2 separate regions of the Homo sapiens genome follow, and region 2 is linked to region 1. Evidence: chromatin loops called from intact Hi-C (ENCODE). Cell type or tissue: Caco-2. All regions are shown on one strand. Links, peaks and the distances in the headings refer to the core of each region. The heading gives the core; the rest is flanking DNA.

The links. Peaks named below come from ENCODE experiments on the same cell type or tissue, not always from the same donor. Only the 100,000 strongest peaks of a DNase experiment are listed, where the experiment ranks them.
Region 2: it touches region 1 in a loop (8-fold over the local background); 2 of 110 quality-filtered maps call a loop at or near these places.

The regions. Positions count from the first base shown.
Region 1 is chr4:57,032,244-57,042,255 of GRCh38, reverse strand. IGFBP7 (insulin like growth factor binding protein 7) reads left to right here. Exons shown (of 5, transcript NM_001553.3): 2 at 1,323-1,432; 3 at 8,945-9,061; 4 at 9,704-9,830. Among named protein-coding and RNA genes, the nearest start is that of POLR2B, 58 kb to the right of the region's middle. In Caco-2, for the core only: a CTCF peak has its summit at 4,080 (motif pointing left); a DNase peak (open chromatin) is centred at 4,065.
Region 2 is chr4:57,126,085-57,136,096 of GRCh38, reverse strand. The region is part of intron 1 of IGFBP7-AS1 (IGFBP7 antisense RNA 1); the gene reads right to left. It overlaps LOC107986283 (a long non-coding RNA gene), which reads right to left and starts at 3,757. Exons shown (of 3, transcript XR_001741705.1): 1 at 3,098-3,757. In Caco-2, for the core only: no CTCF peak of the experiment used is centred there; a DNase peak (open chromatin) is centred at 3,786.

The sequences.
Region 1 (10,012 bases), core at 2,966-5,465:
AGCTAACCCAGGACCAGAGAGTCATACCACTTTCATAGCAAAAAGGATACACATGGTTTGTGTTGACTCTGAGTAGGGAACTTCTCCAGAGGGTGCCATGATACAGAAGGTGGGGGGTGTGTTCCCTAATTGGGGGAATGGAGAAGCATCATTCTGGCCTCTCTCAGTGGCCCCATACCTGCTGACTCTATTTAGGCCGTGGCTTGAGGGTGCCCCCCACTTGCCAATGCCTCCTGCCAGGGACCTGGACACTGAGAACGCTGGGAAAGGGCCCTCTCCTTGGGGACCCTGGTCACACCCAATAGATCAGTCACTCTTCTTCCTTCTTACCAGCTGCCTCTCCTGAGCACACTGGAAGAAGGACCCCTGTACCACCTTCCTCGACACCCGGGCCTCTTCTGTTCAAAGGTGCCTCCTGGCCAGGCATGGTGGCTCACACCTGTAATCCCAGCAGTTGGGGAGGCTGAGGCAGGAGAATTACTTGAAGCCAGGAATTCGGGACCAGCCTGGGCAACATAGCAAGACCCCGTCTCTACAAAAATAAAAAATAAAAATTAACTGACATGGTGGTGCACGCCTATAGTCCCAGCTACTCGGGAGGCTGGGGTGGGAGGATCGCTGGAGACCAGGAGTTTGAGGCTGCAGTGAGCTATGATCAAGCCACTGCGCTCCAGCCTGGGTGGCAGAATGAGATTCTGTATCAAAAAAATAATAATAAAATTAAATTAAAAATAAAGATGTCCCTTCCAATCCCCTGACGCACACAGCACTCCACATGTTTCTTTTCTTCCCTGCCTCATCACCCTTTTCAACCTTAGATCCTAAGCTTCTTGAGGCAGAGACTTCCATCTTGTCTGGGTGCTTAGCACATTTTCAAATATTCTCTTAGATTTTTTTTCTTCATTACCCATGGAGCGGTTGCTTGTTGCCTTTCCAACCCAAAATAGAAATAGTGGTAAACAAAAGAAGAAAAACATTGAACATTTTGGAACTAAAATTTTATTACTACTGGAAAAGTCCCAGATAATAAAAAAACAGCTGGTAAATTAGCACTCATTTAAGCATGGTCTGGGGAAGAAGAAAATTTTAATAACACATTTTTCTTCCTAATTGTTTTTGTTTGTTTAGATTTATGCATTCCCAAAGTGGACCTTAAAATCATGTTGGTGGCAGGAGGAAGCCAGTGTGGTCTTTGAAATTTGCTTCAGATAATCCATCAAGGGGATGGCCTCATAAACAAAATTATTATTTTCTCCCTAAGATGCTGACTCATGTGAAGGACTGTTTAAAAGATGACTTTGGCTTTGTGCCCTCTCCTGCAGGTCCTTCCATAGTGACGCCCCCCAAGGACATCTGGAATGTCACTGGTGCCCAGGTGTACTTGAGCTGTGAGGTCATCGGAATCCCGACACCTGTCCTCATCTGGAACAAGGTCTGTGGCACAGACTTTAAGAGACATCCTAGGCTGACAAGCTTCTCTTGCACTGCACAAGGATGGTAAAACGTTAAATCCTCAGCCTGCTTTGTTGACTGCGGCTCCCGCAAGGTGAAGCCTTAGGGCAGTCATACAGGCCCCTCCCCTGGATTCATGGAACAAAAACCAGTCCCTGCCATGCTTTTGTTAGCAGCATCCTAGAATCTGAGAAACTGGAAGAACAATAATGCTGAACACCTGAACCCACCTTCAGGGTGTGTGTGCACCTGTGGTGTGTGTATGTGTGTGCATATGTGGGTGCGAGTGAAAGTGTGTGTGTCTGTGTTTGCGCCCTCAGTGGAGACAGTATAGCATAGGGGTTAAAAGCGTACGTTTCTCTCTTTCTGTCCCAAAATACCACCTCCAAGCCCCCACCAAGCTGTTTGTGATGGCATCAGTCTCCTCATTTAAGACTGAACATTTAGCTGATAATTTAGATCCTGTCTGCTTGGAGGCATTATTATTATTTTACTGGGAGGCTCGGCTAAGAAGGTAAAAGGACACAAAGCCCTGTAGCCTTCTCCTGGGAGCATGGATTATTTTTTCAGATTCCCTAAGTGCTGGGAGATGGATGAGTACATTTTAAGGGCACTTGGAAGTAGGATAGAAGGAATGAGGTGGGATCTATTCTCCTAAGTACCAAGGCTGTAGAACCATAAGTTAGGGACAGAGGAGACCACTCCAGAACAGAGCATTAAAAAGGAACAAGAGGAGGAATAGCAAAGAAAAAAATGTCTCCTTTCTGAATTTTGCTAAATGCTGGCCCCAGCCCCAAGTGGAAAAAGCATGATATTCTTTTAATAAATCAGCTTTGAAATGACTTCCCAAATGGAAAAAAAGAAAAAAAAAAGTGTGAGGCTGGGTGCAGTAGCACATGCCTGTAATCCCAGCACTTTGGGAGGCTGAGGCAGGAGGATCACTTGAGTCCTGGAGTTTGAGACCAGCCTGACCAACACAGTGAGACTTCCTTCTTACAAATAATTTTTTTAATTAGCTGGGCATGGTGAGGCATGCCTGTGGCCCCAGCTACTCAGGAGACTAAGGTGGAAGAACCCCTTGAGCCAGGAGATTGAGGCTGCAGTGAGCTGTGATTGCCCCACTGCACTCTAGCCTGTCTCAAAAAAAAAAAAAAAAAAAAGAGTGTGAATTCCTTAGCCAGGGTGGCTGAGTTCTCTGCAAGTCAGGGTTTCTCAGCCTCAGCACTATTGACATTTGGGGCCAGATAATTATTTGTTGTGCGGGCTGCCTGTGCTTTGGAAGATGTTTAGCAGTATCCCCAGCCTCTACCCACTATATAACAGTAGCATTCCCCCATCCCCCCTGTCGTGAGAATTAAAAGCATCTTCAGACATTGCCAAATGTCCCCTAAGGGTGTGGAGCTGGGGAATTGCCCTGGACTGAAAACCACTGCTGTTAGCCTCAACTCTGTTCTCTACCTTATAAAAGTAGCATGTAATTATCATAAAGATGAAATAAAGTAATGCAAGTAAAAATTACTTGATACATAGTTAGCACTCAGTAGACATTAGCTACTGTTCCTGGAAATTTTTCCCTTCAAGTGGCATTATCTTGTATAATTATCTTCATATTTGAAGGACAACATCATCTCAGCATGTATGGAGAAGGGAAAAGAAAACACTTATTTGCCATCAACTAACACCTCACAATTATACCATACACTTACGTTTTTGTCTTTTTTTTTTTTTTTTTTTTTTTGAGACATAGTTTCACTCTTATTGCCCAGGCTGGAGTGCAATGGCACCATCTCGGCTCACCGCAACCTCGCCTCCCGGGTTCAAGTGATTCTTCTGCCTCAGTCTCTCAAGTAGTTGGGATTACAGGCACCCGCCACCACGCCTGGCTAACTTTGTATTTTCAGTAGAGACAGGGTTTCTCCATGTTGGTCAGGCTGGTCTCGAACTCCCGACCTCAGGTGATACGCCCACCTTGCCCTCCCAAAGTGCTAGGATTACAGGTGTGAGCCACCGCGCCTGGTCGTTTTTGTCCTTTTTATACATTTTGAATTGCTGAGCCTCACAACTATCCTACGAAAAATAAAAATTAAAAAATTATCAAACTCATGCTACCAAAAAAGGAACTTAGTTTAAGTAAAAGGGCATAACCAGACATCCATTTTAAGCTGCCTTACTTCTCCAGCAAGCTCTAAGGTGGATGATAGTCTCCCTTGACTATTTTGTTTGCTCTCTGTGTGACCGGAGAAGCAACTTCTAGAACTCCAGGAGGACTGTGGCTCCCGCAGTCGGAGCTCTTTCTGTTGCAAGTTCTACCAGCCCATTTGAAACCAGCCTAGGCAAAACAAAAAGCGGGGCGGGATCCAGCCTCAAGGGCCCCTGCATCCAGGTACACACGCCATCAGAACTCTAACTCTTGACTCTTTGCTCTCAATATACTAGTCTCATTTTCTTCTGCTTCAGAAAGCTTCCTATGCAGTGGGAGATATCAACTCCACTCACATTTTTATTACAGCTTAAAGACCCCAGAGGAAAGAAAGGGCTTCCCTTCTCCCTGCTGCATTGTGAAAATCCCACGAAGGGCTCAAGCCCAGGTCGGGTCACCTGCTAAGCTCTGGCTCCCCCATGCGGCCGGAGGGATGCGGCCACTGACATTGGCACCGGCGTGAATCCGCCTGGTTTGTGTAAAATCTGGGAACAGGTACCAGAAAATGCCTGAGGTGGGGGTGATGGCAGAGGCAACACTACTATACCATCCTTTACAGTGAAGCTTCTCTTAAAGGAGCAATAAAATTTCACCCCGATCAGTTATGTTTTTAAGAGGAAGGCGGAGCAAGAGTAAGAGCAGAAATGCAGTCCGTGGATGGGTTCCCCTCCATCCTTACTGCAAGAACTGCAGGCGTTCCTCACTGCTAATTTGGAGATTGCTGGTTTGCTCAGGGTGTGGGGAGGTGGAGAAATAATGTTCCGAGGAATACCCATGAAAAGCTCCGTTGCAGTTCTCTACAGTTTTCTAGGGATACTTACACAATGAGAAGCGAGGGTCACCCAAGCGTCCTGGGGCATGTGACCTTATTGGCAAATCTTGGCAAAGAATAATTTCTTCAGTCCTTGCTCTACCCAATCCCAGCTACAGTATTCACATACCAGAGGAATACGTCTGCCTCGGGAATCTTTTCCCTTTTAGGACTGTACAGGGCAGATCCCAATAGACAAGGCCTCCCTGAGTGCTTGTCCTCAGGGCTAGTCAGAAACACCAAGGCAGTTGAGGCTGGTGTGGTGGCTCGCACCTGTAGTCCCTAGCCACTCGGGAGGCTGAGGTGGGAGGATCGCTTGAGCTCAAAAGGTGGGGCTGCAGTGAGCTATGATGGCACCACTGCACTCCAGCCTGGGCAACAGAGCAAGATCCTGTCTCTGAAAAAAAAAACCAAAAAACCCACTATGTCAGTCAACGAGATGGGTGCTGAAGTAAAGAAGTGAAGAGGAAGTAGGAGAGAAACAATTTTTTCTGCAGACTTTCCAGAACAAGCAAAACCCAACTGTGATGCTCTGCCGGTTTTCCTCTACCTTCATAATGTAATTTGCCACATGCATGACCCAAAGCAATGTTTCTTACACTGCAGACCATGACCCATCAGTGACTCCTGGAACTAATGTAGCGATCACAACCACCATGTTCTTATAAAAAATAAAAAATAGAACAGAACCTATGTTAAGGCATCACACTTACCACTTATGAAGGTGTCATTTCCTAAAACTTTTGTATATTCCAGATATACGATAGTTTGGTCCATGTCAAAACTAAGGAAACTTGGGAAGTCACTGACCTAAATAATTAAACAGGGTATTTGTTTTCTCATCGCTGTCCTTGTAACCAGACTGTTAAGAATACAAACATATTTACTATCATGTGTGTTTCAAATCCAATTTAAGAGTAGAACACCTTTTTGGATAGATTATTAGAATCCTCACTTGTAAAACAAGAGAAACTGAGGCTCAAATAAAGACAGCATGTCCTTCTTGCTCAAGGATTCTTAGCAACAGCAGAATTAATGGTACAAGCCTTTTCTCCATGACACTTGAGACTACGGTGGCAATTCTTACGGTTGGCACAGCCTGGCGAGTGGTCTTTACTTTCCTTACTGGTAGTAAGGAAAGCTGGCTTTAACAAGCCCCATACCTTTCAGCAAACTCCTAGCCTAGAAAGATTCGAAGGGCAATATTTTGAAATGGGAACGTGAACTGAAATAGCCATATTTGACTTAACCCTTTTAAATCAAAGATGATGCTCACAGCGAAAGCAAAACACCTTCCCAATATTTGTTTCTGAGACGGAGAGGCTCTCTGTTTAATTCTTTTCTTGCCTGAATATTTCTTCAGATTAGGGCTTCCTTGACCTCTAAGAATATTTTTTAATCAAAAATAGTGACCTCTAAGGTAATAGTAATAAGCAGAAATTATCCAAAGACGTATAAAGAAAGAGTTGAGAATCTCCCCCCACCTCCTCCTCCTGCCTGAGGTAACCAATGTGAACTGCCCTGGTTTGTATCTTTCCACACTCTTTTTCATATCCAAGCATATTCAAACATATATCCCTACGGTGAAATGAGAATATAGTGTGCCAGTAAATTATTCTGAAACTCGCTTTTCTCAACAAATACTTCATGGACATCCGTCCAAGTCTGCTTCTCAACAGCTACGTAATATTCCAAGTATGAATACTGTAATTTATTAAATCAGTTCTGTATTTTTTCTGTTGTTTCCAAATTTTTGTTAACTTAAAAAACCTACTTTAAGCATCAAAGTACACATATCATACATACTAGTGATTGTATTGCTATAAGATAGATTCCCCAACAGTTACCTAAGTCAAAATATTTGTTTCAGTGTTAACAGACATTGTCAGATTACTTTCTAAATAGATTGTAGTAATTCACACTCCCACCAGAAATGGAGAAGTGCCATTTCTCTGCATCTTTACTAGCACTGAATATTAACCTCTCTTTTTTAGTTTTAATTCCAATTTTAACTAGAAAACACATATTTATTGGCCAGGCACAGTGGCTCATGCCTGTAATCCCAGCACTTTGGGAGGCCAAGGCAAGTGGATCACTTAAGGTCAGGAGTTCGAGACCACCCTGGCCAATATGGCAAAACCCCGTCTCTACTAAAACTATAAAAATTAGCCAGGCGTGGTGGCACATGCCTGTAATCCCAGCTACTCGGGAAGCTGAGGCAGGAGAATCACTGGAATCCCGGAGGCGGAGGCAGAGGTTGCAGTGAGCTGAGATCGCACCACTGCACTCCACCCTGGGTGACAGAGCGAGACTCTGTCTCAAAAAAAAAAGAAAACACATACTTAACAACACTTAGAATCCCCTTACACGAATAAGGGAGAGTTTGACATATAAAAATTTGTCATATGAAAATTCTTGGCACTTTTTTCTATGTTTTCTACATGATGTATAACCTTTTATAATTACGTAACATTAATTAAAATACGCCATGCCAACACTTGTGAAAAGAAGGGAAAAATAAAGTATATCTATATTGTGATTTATGTTAAATATTATATTTAACAAGATACATTTCCCTTTCCATAGTGGATCAGGTTAATTAGCATAAAATGCTGTTACTAAGAGCTATGGGATTTGAGGCTTAGTTGCTGAGATTCAGTATTTCAGTGCTGCAGTGTTTATTTTCTTGCTTTGGTCACACATAAAACTCATATGATTCTGAAATTCAGTAAATAAAGGTCAGAGTCATATTACTTGAGACCTTGGATCAAATTAATACTTCTACCAAAATATTCTTACAACCCATTTTTAAGTAACTATTTCAAAAGCTGTATTAGCATAAACCGTTTCTGCCAGCTACTTGGGAAACTAAGGGAAAAGGTACCTATTGAGTATGTTTGTCTTCACAGCATTTATGAGAAAGACATTAAGTTACGTGGTTTTCTCTCACTAATAGTGGCAATGTGGGAAAATTCCAGAAAAAAAATGCAAAAAGCCAGGCTTTCCAAATCATGCAAGATATTTTTTCTAGAGCAGGAATTGGCCTAGATCACATGTGGTTTGCTGAATCCCAGTCCTGGCATCATAAAGCTGAGAAAATACAGTGTAGGTTTGAAGCCGACACAACAGCAGAGTACCAAAAAACACATGGTAGGAGTGGGATCCACATGGGAAAAGCAACACTGAGATGGAAGTTAATAAAGTGTATATATTTATTTATATATTTATTATATTTATACATACGGTGTCTATATATACACACTATTATCTGGTCTTTATTAAGATTTGCTTTATTATAGAAGAAAATGAAAAGGAAACTAGCTATTTGAGGTTGTAAATCCTTTCTAATTACAAAGGTAATATCAATAAATGTCAGGTTGGCTCTTAAAGGAGATCTGGGATGGAATGAACAAACAATTCGTATATCCTTTTTTTTTTAAAACTCACCATTATCACAAGGCTTAAAATATTTGTACTCTGTAACTCAGCTGCTAAATGTATATGTATCGAGGAGCTACAAGTGAATTTCATTCTTTTGTATATTTTCCAGAGTTTATATAATAAAACATTTTGCCTTTTAAAATGAGGGCAAAAAGGATACTATTCAGTATTGGCCTTGCACCAAAGAAACTGAGTTTCTTCTGAATCTTGACATGACATACACAGAAACAGTCAGCAAGTTTTGTCATAAAAGAACAATGACAGCACATGTATTTGACAGCTGTTTTTTTTTTTTTTTTTTTGAGATGGAGTCTCACTCTGTTGCCCAGGCTGCAGTGCAGTGGCGCGATCTCAGCTCACTGCAACCTCCGCCTCCAGGTTCAAGCAATTCTCCCACCTTAGCCTCCAGAGTAGCTGGGACTACGGGTGCTCGCCAACACAATCGGCTAATTTTTGTGTTTTTACTAGAGACAGGGTTTTGTCATGTTGGTCAGTCTGGTCTCGAACTCCTTTGATAGGTGTTTTTTATCTTAGGTGTTCAGTAAATCATTTGATTAATTCTTAGCCCTCAGAATAAAGTAATGGTATTGGCTTTGGTCTCAGCCTATTTTCCATTGATGAAGCTGTTGCAGGAAGAGCCCCAAGGTCCCAAGCATCAAACCTAGTGCTGGGTGACAGTTCATCAGTTGAACATGGCATGACAGGCAAAAGGCCTGGAACTGAGAAGCAGAATTTCCAAGAGCATGAGTGAATGAATGATGGTGACCAGTGGCAGGAAATTATGACCATGTATATTCCCCAGGCATGCAGAAAAATACATTAGTTTAAAACATGTACGCTTAGCAGGAAACTGGCAGGAAGAAATAAAAGAGGATCTATATTTTAAAAGTATTTAGGAAAGGGAAATAGTTCAGTGAAATGCTGGGTTTACTCTGTTAGAAAGTCTGACATACACTATGTGCAATTGTAGGGATGTGGCCACTTCCAAGTAGATGATCTGGTGTACAAAACTCAGTATTACTCTCCTTTTGTTTTTGCAGGTAAAAAGGGGTCACTATGGAGTTCAAAGGACAGAACTCCTGCCTGGTGACCGGGACAACCTGGCCATTCAGACCCGGGGTGGCCCAGAAAAGCATGAAGTAACTGGCTGGGTGCTGGTGAGTACCAGTACCAAGAGCTGGCAAGAGTTTCATTCTTAGCATTAGACATAAGCAGACCTGGCAAAGGTGCCTGATGTACCGCCAGCCTAAAGGTGCTTGCTCTTCCACATCTGTTTGGAATAGCCTTACCATGGAGTCGCTGCTCCTCTTTCAGAGAAACTAAAGGAAAAGTGCTTTATTGCATGTTTTGAAAACAACCAATGAATTAACAAGAACTAGTATTTTCCTAAGAGTTCAAAGCAAAATCCTCACACGGAGCTGCGTGGCCCAAGCATTGTTTTAACTGATTATCGATTAATAAATACCTTATTTTACTTGACCCTGGATATTCATGGAGAATACTTTGATCATATACCCTTATCAAGGTTGCCCTTAAACCGATAATGTGTACCTATCCAGTTTTTAACCTATGCAGTATGATCAAAAGTTGTCCATGACATTTCCTCATATGAATCCTCAGCAAACCAAATATGGTAGTTATCGAAGTCTCCTATCACAGGACTTGCACTGCTTCTAGCAGTACCTTTGCTATGAATCCCCTGGTCATCTTAGGAAATTTATGAAATAATGACCTCACTGGAACCACTGACAAAAGAGAAGACCACCACAGAGGAATACTAGATCTTTTTTCTTTCACAGGTATCTCCTCTAAGTAAGGAAGATGCTGGAGAATATGAGTGCCATGCATCCAATTCCCAAGGACAGGCTTCAGCATCAGCAAAAATTACAGTGGTTGATGCCTTACATGAAATACCAGTGAAAAAAGGTACACAATAAATCTCACAGCCATTTAAAAATGACTAGTACATTTGCTTTAAAAAGAACAGAACTAAGTATGAAAGTATCAGACGTAGCTATTGATGAAATTCTGTAGTTAGCAACCCATAAGGGCATTAAGTATGCCATTAAAATGTACAGCATGAGACTCCAAAAGATTATCTGGATGGG
Region 2 (10,012 bases), core at 2,456-4,955, 94 kb before region 1:
CAACGTGCTGGAATTACAGGTATGAGCCACCACACCCAGCCATTATATGCTTATTATGAATGCGTTAGCAATGCTAAAAGGCACTCCCACCAGCGCCATGACAGTTTACAAATGCAATAGCAACGTCCAGAAGTTACCCTATATAGTCTTTAAAAAAATGGAGGAACCCTCATTCCAGGAAATCTCCACCCCTTTCCTTAAAAACTGGTGAATAATCCACCCCTTGTTTAGCATGCAATCAAGAAATAACTACAAGTATACTCAGTCTAGCAGCCCATGCTACTGCTCTGCGTATGGGGTAGCCATTCTTTTATTTCTTTACTTTCTTAACAAATTTGCTTTCATTTTTAAACTAAAGAAAGAAAACGTGGTATATGGCCGGGCGCGGTGGCTCACGCCTGTAATCCCAGCACTTTGGGAGGCCGAGGCGGGTGGATCATGAGGTCAGGAGATCGAGACCATCCTGGCTAACAAGGTGAAACCCCGTCTCTACTAAAAATACAAAAAATTAGCCGGGCACGGTGGCGGGCGCCTGTAGTCCCAGCTACTCGGGAGGCTGAGGCAGGAGAATGGCGTGAACCCGGGAAGCGGAGCTTGCAGTGAGCCGAGATTGCGCCACTGCAGTCCGCAGTCCGGCCTGGGCGACAGAGCGAGACTCCGTCTCAAAAAAAAAAAAAAAAAAAAAGAAAGAAAAGAAAACGTGGTATATTCGCGATGGAGTTCCATTCAGCCATAAAAAGAATGAAATCATGTCATTTGCAGCAACTTGGATGGAACTGGAGGTCATTATGTTAAATGGAATAAGCCAGGCACAGAAAGACAAATATCACACGTTCTCACTCATACCTGGGAGCTAAAAAAAGTTGATCTCATGGAAGTAGAGAGTAGAATAATAGGTACCAGAGACTGAGAAGGTTATGTGGGGGTGAGGAGGGATAAAGAGAGTTTAGTTAATGGGTACAAACTTACAGTTCTATAGAAGTTAAAAGTTATAATATTTGATAGCAAAGTGGAGTGACTATAGTTAGCAACAAGGTGTATATTTCAAAATAGCTGGAAGAGATAACTTGAAATATTACCAACACACAGAAATGATAAATACTGGTCAGGCACAGTGGCTCACGCCTATAGTCCCAGCACTTTGGGAGTCCAAGTCGGTCAGATCACTTGAAGCCAGGAGTTCAAGACCAGCCTGGCAAACAGGTAAAATCCCATCTCTACTAAAAATACAAAAATTAGCTGAGTATGGTGGCACACGCCTGTAATCCCAGCTACTTGGGAGGCTGAGGCACAAGAATCACTTGAACCCAGGAGGTGGAGGTTGCAGTGAGCTGAGATCATGCCACTGCACTCCAGCCTCCATCTCAAAAAAAAAAAAAAAAAAAAAAAGAAATGATAAATATTCAAGGTGATGGATACACCAAATACCCAGACTTATCATTACACTTTCTATGCATGTAACAAAATATCACCCCATAAATATGTAAAATATTATGTATCCATTAAATTTTTTAAATGTACCTTAAAATAATGATGCCTAGATTTTGGAATTTTACCCAAAAAGTGTGATTTTAATTAAAAAAAAAAAACCTGGGGACTAATATAGGGCTAGTAATTTTCTATTTTGCCCAAAAAAAAGAATTTTTAAAAATCTGCTATTCTCATCATTTCATTAAAAAAGAACATTTTAACAACCAAAAAATAAGCAGATATTATCTCATAATGAAAAAAAAGTCTTAAATAGAACAATTTGGCTTTGCAAAAACTCACTAAATTGTGCCTTTCTTCCACCACTCTTCAGATAGTAGTGTGAACTTCATCAGGGACCAGCACTGCTGTGAGCACTAGCTTTGGAAAACACCAGCTTAGGGGTGGTAGAAAAGACAAAAATGGAGTGAGAGTAGACTGGTGAAGACAGAAAAAGAAATAAAGATTAGGAGTCATCAAACAATGATCCAGTAGAGCCATGGTTTGCAAGTTGCTTCACAGAAGATACTCAAAAGCAGCTAGCAAGGGGCGAAGCTGTGGGTCTCCAGCCTTCCTCTTCAGTCAGAGAGGCCTTACTCTTATTTGACGTATATTGGGATACCACCTTATCAGACTCACTGAGGCACATGGGTTCTCTGGGCTGGCTAATGGTTTGTGCCAATTCTTCAAATATTGACTCAACACATTTTTAGTGAGAGTAGGGAGAAACCAACTAACTTCACTTGAAAAAAAATATATACCTTCTCCTTTATGTTCAGAACAAGAGACAATTACATACACTTATCATTAACATAATATTTTGACTTATTTGCAATTGTCTTCCATTTCACTGATTTTCCATTTTTCCTAGCTACAAAGCACTGTTCCGTTATACCAAGTCCCTCAGAGTCACTAGGAATAGAAGCAGCTTACATGGCTTTTTCAGGGTGATTTTACTGTGTTTTGTTTTGCCTTTCTTGTTAACAAAACATTCTCTTTTCTGAAATATGTGTTATTATCCAGGTTGTGTGAGATTTTCCAAACCAGATACATTTTGGGAGGCATTAAGGGATTACAGTGCATATGATAGAGTAAATCATTTTTTCTCAGTAAGTGGGACTAAGTGATGTGTTGCTGGGTTTCAGAATTTCAGCTGACTGCAACTGCCAACTTCAGGCCTCTGTCAGCTACCTTGCTGGGACTGGTTGGGGCCAAATGAACTGCAGGCATGCTGGAGTCATCAAAACATTCAGACCAAATTGGCCCCCACCATCGAAGAGTGTTTTGCTTTTGTTTTTATTTTCACATAAGGGGCTCTACTTCATTAGGACCAAAAATGATATACATTTTGATGCTTTTTAAAATAATAGTAGGTGGAAACCTGAGTTTTAAAAGTGCCATATTTCTGATTTATTCCAGCATCTTTTAGCTTCTTCCTAGGAAGAAGCTCAGTTGATCTGCTTCCTAATCCAGATCTGTAAAATTCACTTGAATAAAGTGTTTGGCTTTTCAGTAAAGTTTTAAAACCGCAAAAGAACAGGTATGCACATCAGGGTACACTAGAGGGTTACAATAGGCAGTTGTAAAATGAAAGTATTTTGGAAGTCTCATATAGTTGTTAATTACCAACCTCATTCCTTGATGAGAATATTAACCAGACCAAACTGCTGTCATCCAGTGCTTGATCATCAATGGTTTGCTTTGGACTCCTGCCAAATATGGGGAAAAAAATGGGGCAAATGAAGGGAAGGAAGACACTGGCTGATGACTACCAGTACATCCTTTCTCTATCCCAAGGCAAATGAGACAGATGAGACTCGCCCACCCACCTCCACCTTTTCCCCCTAATAATAGTCCAAAATGCTCCCTATAGAAAATATGTGCAACAGCAGCAGTCTTCCTCTTCCCTGCACAAGTCTGCACCCATTTTTTGTGCTGATGCTGACAGTTCATTTGGTATACAGAAAGGACTCCACACAGGGAGACAGAATCAAGCCCAACTTCCTCTCCAATAACCTGAGAAGCCCAGACCCATTGGCCCACAGGTGGCACATGCATGTGGATGGGAGATCTGGTCCGGGAGGACTTGGCACTCACTGGAGCTGCCCTCTGAAGCTCATCCAACAATCCACCCTATTGAATGCAGGAGGTGTGGAGATAATGACTATTTCCTGAATGTCTTGCTGTTTAAACAGTCCTGCTGTGGTGTTTGGAGAAATTCAGGATGTTTTTGCATTCCAGGTGCTGTTGGAGCTGCCTAGCTAAGCTAAACACCCCACACAGGCACTGAGAACAGGTGGTGTCTGGCCAGACTGCTGGCAGTCAGGATGATGGTTGTTTTTCCTGTTCCAGCAGTTGGCAGAGGAATGCGAGCTTCAGTACAATCAGTAGCTTTCCATCCTCGAAAAAGGAATGTGTTCTCCCTGACACCACTGCATAAAGACACTCTATAGCGCTCAAAAGCCCTTTCTGAGACAGAACAAAGTCCAAAACCACAGACTACCATTCAGAATCTTCCTCAATTTATCCCTGTTTTTAAGCACTTTGGCATGCAAGATGCAAGATCCACTTAAGCGAGCTCAGGAGAGGGTGTGTGTAGGTGCGTGTGTGTGTGTGTATGTGTGTATGTGTGTGTGTGTAGAGATGTTATTAAAAGAATGCAAGGGAGGAAATGGCTCAAAGGAACCAAAAATTAACCAGGAATCACCTGTGGCTCCCTAAATCTCGAGGGACCACAAAGCTCCCCCCAACTCTAGTTCTGTCATGAGACACACATGCTCTAGTCAACTCTTTTCCTAATTTTTGCCTTGGACTCCATATCTATTAATCCCTGTCACATTCTTTCAAGGGTCTTCTCTGATCTCCCCCCAAGCCCACCATTTGATGACATCTGTTTCTCCTGATTACACTCGGTCAAAGGACCCTGTTTCATCCATTGCCTTTGTTATGACCTGACATTTTCTTATTTATTTACTTGTGCATTTTCCCATTTAAACCTAATGTCTGTGAAAGAAGGACTTTGCCTTGTACATCCCTGTATCAATAGGCCCTAGAACAGCATGAGGCAGATAATCAGCACTTATTAAATGCATGATGGTTCACAATCAGGGCCCTCTACTATGAAATTTCTATATTTGTTGGTTCAAATGCTCACATGAGACCATCTGATTGGTTCTCTTGCCAGCTAGATGATCTCCCCTGGGCATCTGAACCAACAAATACAGAAATTGAACCAAGGCTGAATGCTAAAACTAAACTGAAAACTAGTTCTAGCATTCAGCCTTGGTCCAATCTGCCATGTCAAGGAAGAAGAGTCAGAAGCTACCCTTTCCAAAGGTTATGAGAGGTGGTGAGTCTCCAGGGATCTACAGGTGAAGAAGACACTAAAACATGCCTCAGAGAGGACTCATCAGCCTTTGCAGAGTTATCTCCCGCAAGTGCATGTACAACACATCACTACCCCATTCCTGTGGGCTACTCAAAACCCCTGGCTCTGATAGGCACTCACATTTTTGTTAAGTCACCCTGTCTTCCCTGCTTCAGATCTTGTCTCAAACTGTTCCCTCCTTTCCAGAAAGCCTCATCCCAAACAGCCCTACCCCACTGTCATGCTATAGATGTTATAGCCTTATTTCAGAATTCAACTCAGATTTCATCTCATTCCCAGATCCTGTCATTCTAAATTAACCACTCCTTTTCCCAAAGTCGGAAACACCTTGGTTCAACCTCTGCTAAGGACTTGCTCCAGGCTTCTTTGCAAGAGAAAGGTAAGAATCAGATAATAAAATGCCACCCAAAGATCCTTAGCAGGGATAACCCAGAGATTTATTTACAAGAATGGGGCCAGAATCTGACACCCATTCCAGGTACAAGAGGCCATGACGAGCTGTGTTCCTAGCGAGGGTATGACTTCCTGCTGAAGGCCACTGGGCAGCTCAGCAACATGGGGAAACACAGCAAGGGCGATGAAGATCAACTTTGCCCTCTTAGCGGCAAGGAGAAGCCCAGTCTTTACCTAAATGCTGGCTGTTTCTAGATTTCACCCCTGAGACCAGTGGTTCACAAAACTGGCTGCATGTTAACATTCCCTGGGGTGCTTTTTAAAACTCTCCACATCCTGAGAGAAACCTTAAATGCATACTGCTAAGTGAAAGAAGCCAACCTGTAAAGGTACATGTGCTGTGATTCCAACTCTGTAATATTCAGGAAAAGGAAAAACTATGGAGACAGCAAAACGGATTAGCAGTTGCCAGGGGTTAGTGGGGAAGGAAAGATAAATAAGCAGGCACAGGGCATTTTTAGGGCAGTGGAAAGAGTTTGTATGATACTATAATGGTGCATACATGTCATTATATATTTTCCCAAGCCCATAGAATATAAAACACCAAGAGTGGACCCTAATGTAAACTATGGATTCTGAGTGATAATGATGTGTCGATGGAGGTTCATCAATTCTAACAAATGTACCACTTTGCTGGGGGATGAAAAATATAATATATGCCTGGCCCACATTCATGTCATATTGCCATCATCATAGTGCCTTTGCCACTCATAGCTTTCTATAAATGCAGAGGAGGCTAATGCCTGTGTGGGGAAGAGGGTATATAAGTACTCTCTGTACTTGCTGCTCAATCTTGCTGAGAACTTAAAACTGCTCTAAAAAATAAAATCTATAAATATATCTACACACCCAGATCCTGCCCTAGATATTGTAAATAAATTACTCCAGGGTGGGGCCCAGGCTTTGAGAACCACTGGCCTGGAGCTATATCAAAACATATCTGTCTGGGTATGATGGCTCACACCTGTAATCCCAGCATTTTGGGAGTCAGAAGCAGGAGGATCACTTGAGGCTAGGAGTTTGAGACCAGCCTGGGCAACGTAGCAAGACCCCATCAGGTGAGTGGCACACACCTGTGGTCCTAGCTACACAAGAGGCTGAAACAGGAGGATTGCTTGAGCCCAGGAATTCAAGGATACTGTGAGCTATGATTGTGCCACTACACTCCAGCCTGGACAACAGAGCAAGACCCTGTCTCCTAAAAAAACAGAAAGTATCATAAGAGAAAGACAGACAAGAGCTTTGCTTCCAAAGAGGCCTAAGCAGGAATCCCAACTCCTCTTTACCACCTTTGCCATCTTCCACAAGTCAGTTAAGGCTTCCTTTCTGTGCAAGTAAAGTGCCAGTAATTCCTACTGCATATGATTATTGTAAAGATTAGAGAAAACATGTGCAAAATTCCAGGTACATAATAAACCCTCAATAAAATTATGTATACATATTATTAATTCCTCCCAACAACCCAATAATACATATTATTAATTCCTCCCAAAAACAATATGTTTTAAACATGTAAGGCAATGTTGCCTACACAACAAAATATTAGTGCTTTAAGAAAAAGAGGTCCTTTTTTTTTGTTTTTGTGTAAGCCACCTCAGCCTATTCATATGATGAAAGTTGTTTGGCAGGCCAGGTGTGTACACTCCTCTGCAAATCAACATCTCCAGATTCTAACTTTTTATTGAGGCAATAGCCCCCTTAAAAAGTGAATTCATGTCAGCCACTATAGACCAGGAGGCAGCTATTCCGCTACAAAGCAATTGATGTGGAAGTCAGTAACTGTTCTTGAATACAAATACTGCACCTATAGAAAGCTATGGGTGGCAAAGTCACTATGCGAATATGACATGAATGTGAGACAGGCATATACTACATTTTGTATATGGAAAACAACCATCATGCACAAAATCAAAAAGAAAGAAAAATGTCTTTCCTGCTTATTGGCAAAATCATAGTATCTAGTTTTCAAAGTCCATTAAAGAAATGCTTCTTGACTTTCTCACTGTGTGTATTAGTCTGTTCTCATGCTGCTAATAAAGACATACCCAAGACATGGTAATTTATAAAGGAAAGAGGTTTATTGGACCCACAGTTCAGCATGTCTGGGGAGGCCTCACAATCATGGCAGAAGACAAAGGAGAAGCAAAGGCACATCTTACATGGTAGCAGGCAAGAGAGCTTGTGCAAGGGAACTCCCATTTATAAAACCATCAGATCTCATGAAACGTATTCACTACCATGAGAACAGTATGAGGGAAACCACCCCCATGATTCAATTATCTCCACCTGGCCCTTCTCTTGACAATTCAAGGTAAGATTTTGGGGGGGACACAGAGCCAAACCACATCATTCCACCCCTGGCCCCTCCAAAATCTCATGTCCTCACATTTCAAAACCAATCATGCCTTCCCAGCAGTTCCCCAAAGTCTTAACTCATTTCAGCATTAACTCAAAAGTCCACAGTCTCATCTGAGATAAGGCAAGTCCCTTCCGCCTAGGAGCCTGTAAAATCAAAAGCAAGTAAGTTACTTCCTAGATACAATTGGGGTACAGGCGTTGGATAAATGCACCCATTCCAAATGGGAGAAATTTGCCAAAATTAAGGGGCTATAGGCCCCATACAAGTCCAAAATCCAGCAGGGCAGTTAAATCTTAAAGCTCCAAAATGATCTCCTTTGAACTCCATGTCTCAGATCCAGGTCACACCAATGAAAAAGGTGGGTTCTCATGGTCTTGAGCAGCTTCTACCCTGTGGCTTTGAGGGGTACAGCCCCGCTCCTGGCTGTTTTCGCAGGCTGGCATTGAGTGTCTGTGGCTTTTTCAGGCACACAGTGCAAACTGTCAATGTATCTACCATTCTGGGATCTGGAGGATGATGGCCCTCTTCTTACAGCTCCACTAGGCAGTGCCCCAGTGGGGACTCTGTGTGGGAGCTCACACCCCATATTTCCTTTCTGCACTGCCCTAGCAGAGGTTCTAAATGAGGGCTTTGCCCCTGCAGCACACCTCTGCCTGGACATTCAGGTATTTCCATACATCCTCTGAAATCCAGGCAGTATTTCCCAAACCTCAATTCTTGACTTCTGTGCACCCACAGGCCCAACCCCACGTGTGAGCCACCAAAGCTTGGGGCTTGTACCCTCTAAAGCAGCAGCCTGACCTTTACGGTGGCCCCTTTTAGCCCTGGCTGGGACATAGGGCACCAAGTCCCAAGATTGCACAAAGCAGCAAGGCACTGGGCCCAGCCCAGGAAACCATTTTTTCCTCCTTAGCCTCTGGACCTGTGATGGGAGGGGATGCCATGAAGACCTCTGACATCCCCTGTAGACATTTTCCCCATTGTCTTGGCAGTTAACATTTGGCTCCTCATTACTTACGTATATTTCTAGAGCCAGCTTGAATTTCTCCTCAGAAAATGGGTTTTTCTTTTCTACCACATCATTAGGCTGCACATTTTCTGCTCTTCTTCCCTTTTAAACATAAGTTCCAATTCCAAACCATATCTTTGTGAATACATAAAGCTGAATGCTTTTAACAGCACCCAAGTCACCTCTTGAACACTTTGCTGCTTAGAAATTTCATTTGCCAGATACCCTAAATCATCTCTCTCAAATTCAAATTTCCGCAGATCTCTAGGGCAGGGGCAAAATGCCATCAGTCTCTTTGTTAAAACATGGCAACAGTCACCTTTGTTCCATTTCCCAACAGTTTGTCATCTCCATCTGAGACCACCTCAACCTGGACTTCATTGTCCATATCACTATCAGCATTTTGGCCAAAGCCATTCAAAAGTCTCTAGGAAGTTTAAAACTTTCCCACATCTTCCTATCCTCTTCTGAGCCCTCCAAACTGTTCCAACCTCTGCCTGTTACCCAGTATCAAAGTCACTTCCACATTTTCAGGTATCTTTACAGCAGCACCCCACTCTACCAGTACCAATTACTGTATTAGTTTGTTCTCATGCTGCTAATAAAGACATATCTGGGACTGGGTAATTTATGAAGAAAAGAGGTTTAATGAATTCACAGTTCAGCATGGCTGAGGAGGCCTCACAATCACGGCAGAAGATAAGGGAGAAGCAAAGGTGCATCTTAGATGGTGGCAGGCAAGAGAGCTTGTGCAGGGGAACTCCCATTTATAAAACCATCAGATCTCATGAGACTTATTCACTAACATGAGAACAGTATGAGAGAAACCACACCCATGATTCATTGATCTTCACCTGGCCCCACCCTTGACATGTGGGGATTATTACAATTCAAGGTGACATTTGGGTGGAGACACAGCCAAACCGTATCACTGTACTTGACCCTCTTGCCTCCCAAAACCAAAATGATATCTAAAATACAATGGGGGCTGGCACCATAGCTCATACCCATAATCCTCACACTTTGGGAGGCCAAGGTCACTTGAGGCTAGGAGTTCAAGACCAGTCTGGGCAACATAGATAGACCCCCCCATCTCTACAAAAAATTTAAAAATTAGCCAGGCATCATGGTGCATACCCATAGCTGCAGCTACTTGGGAGGCTGATGTGGGAGAATCACCTCAGCCCAGGAGTTCAAGGCTGCAGTGAGTGATGATGGCACCACTGCACTCCAGCCTGGGCAACAGAGTGCAGTGGTGTATTAGTCCATTTTCACACTGCTATAAAGAACTACCTAAGACTGGGTAATTTATAAAGAAAAGAGATTTCATTGACTC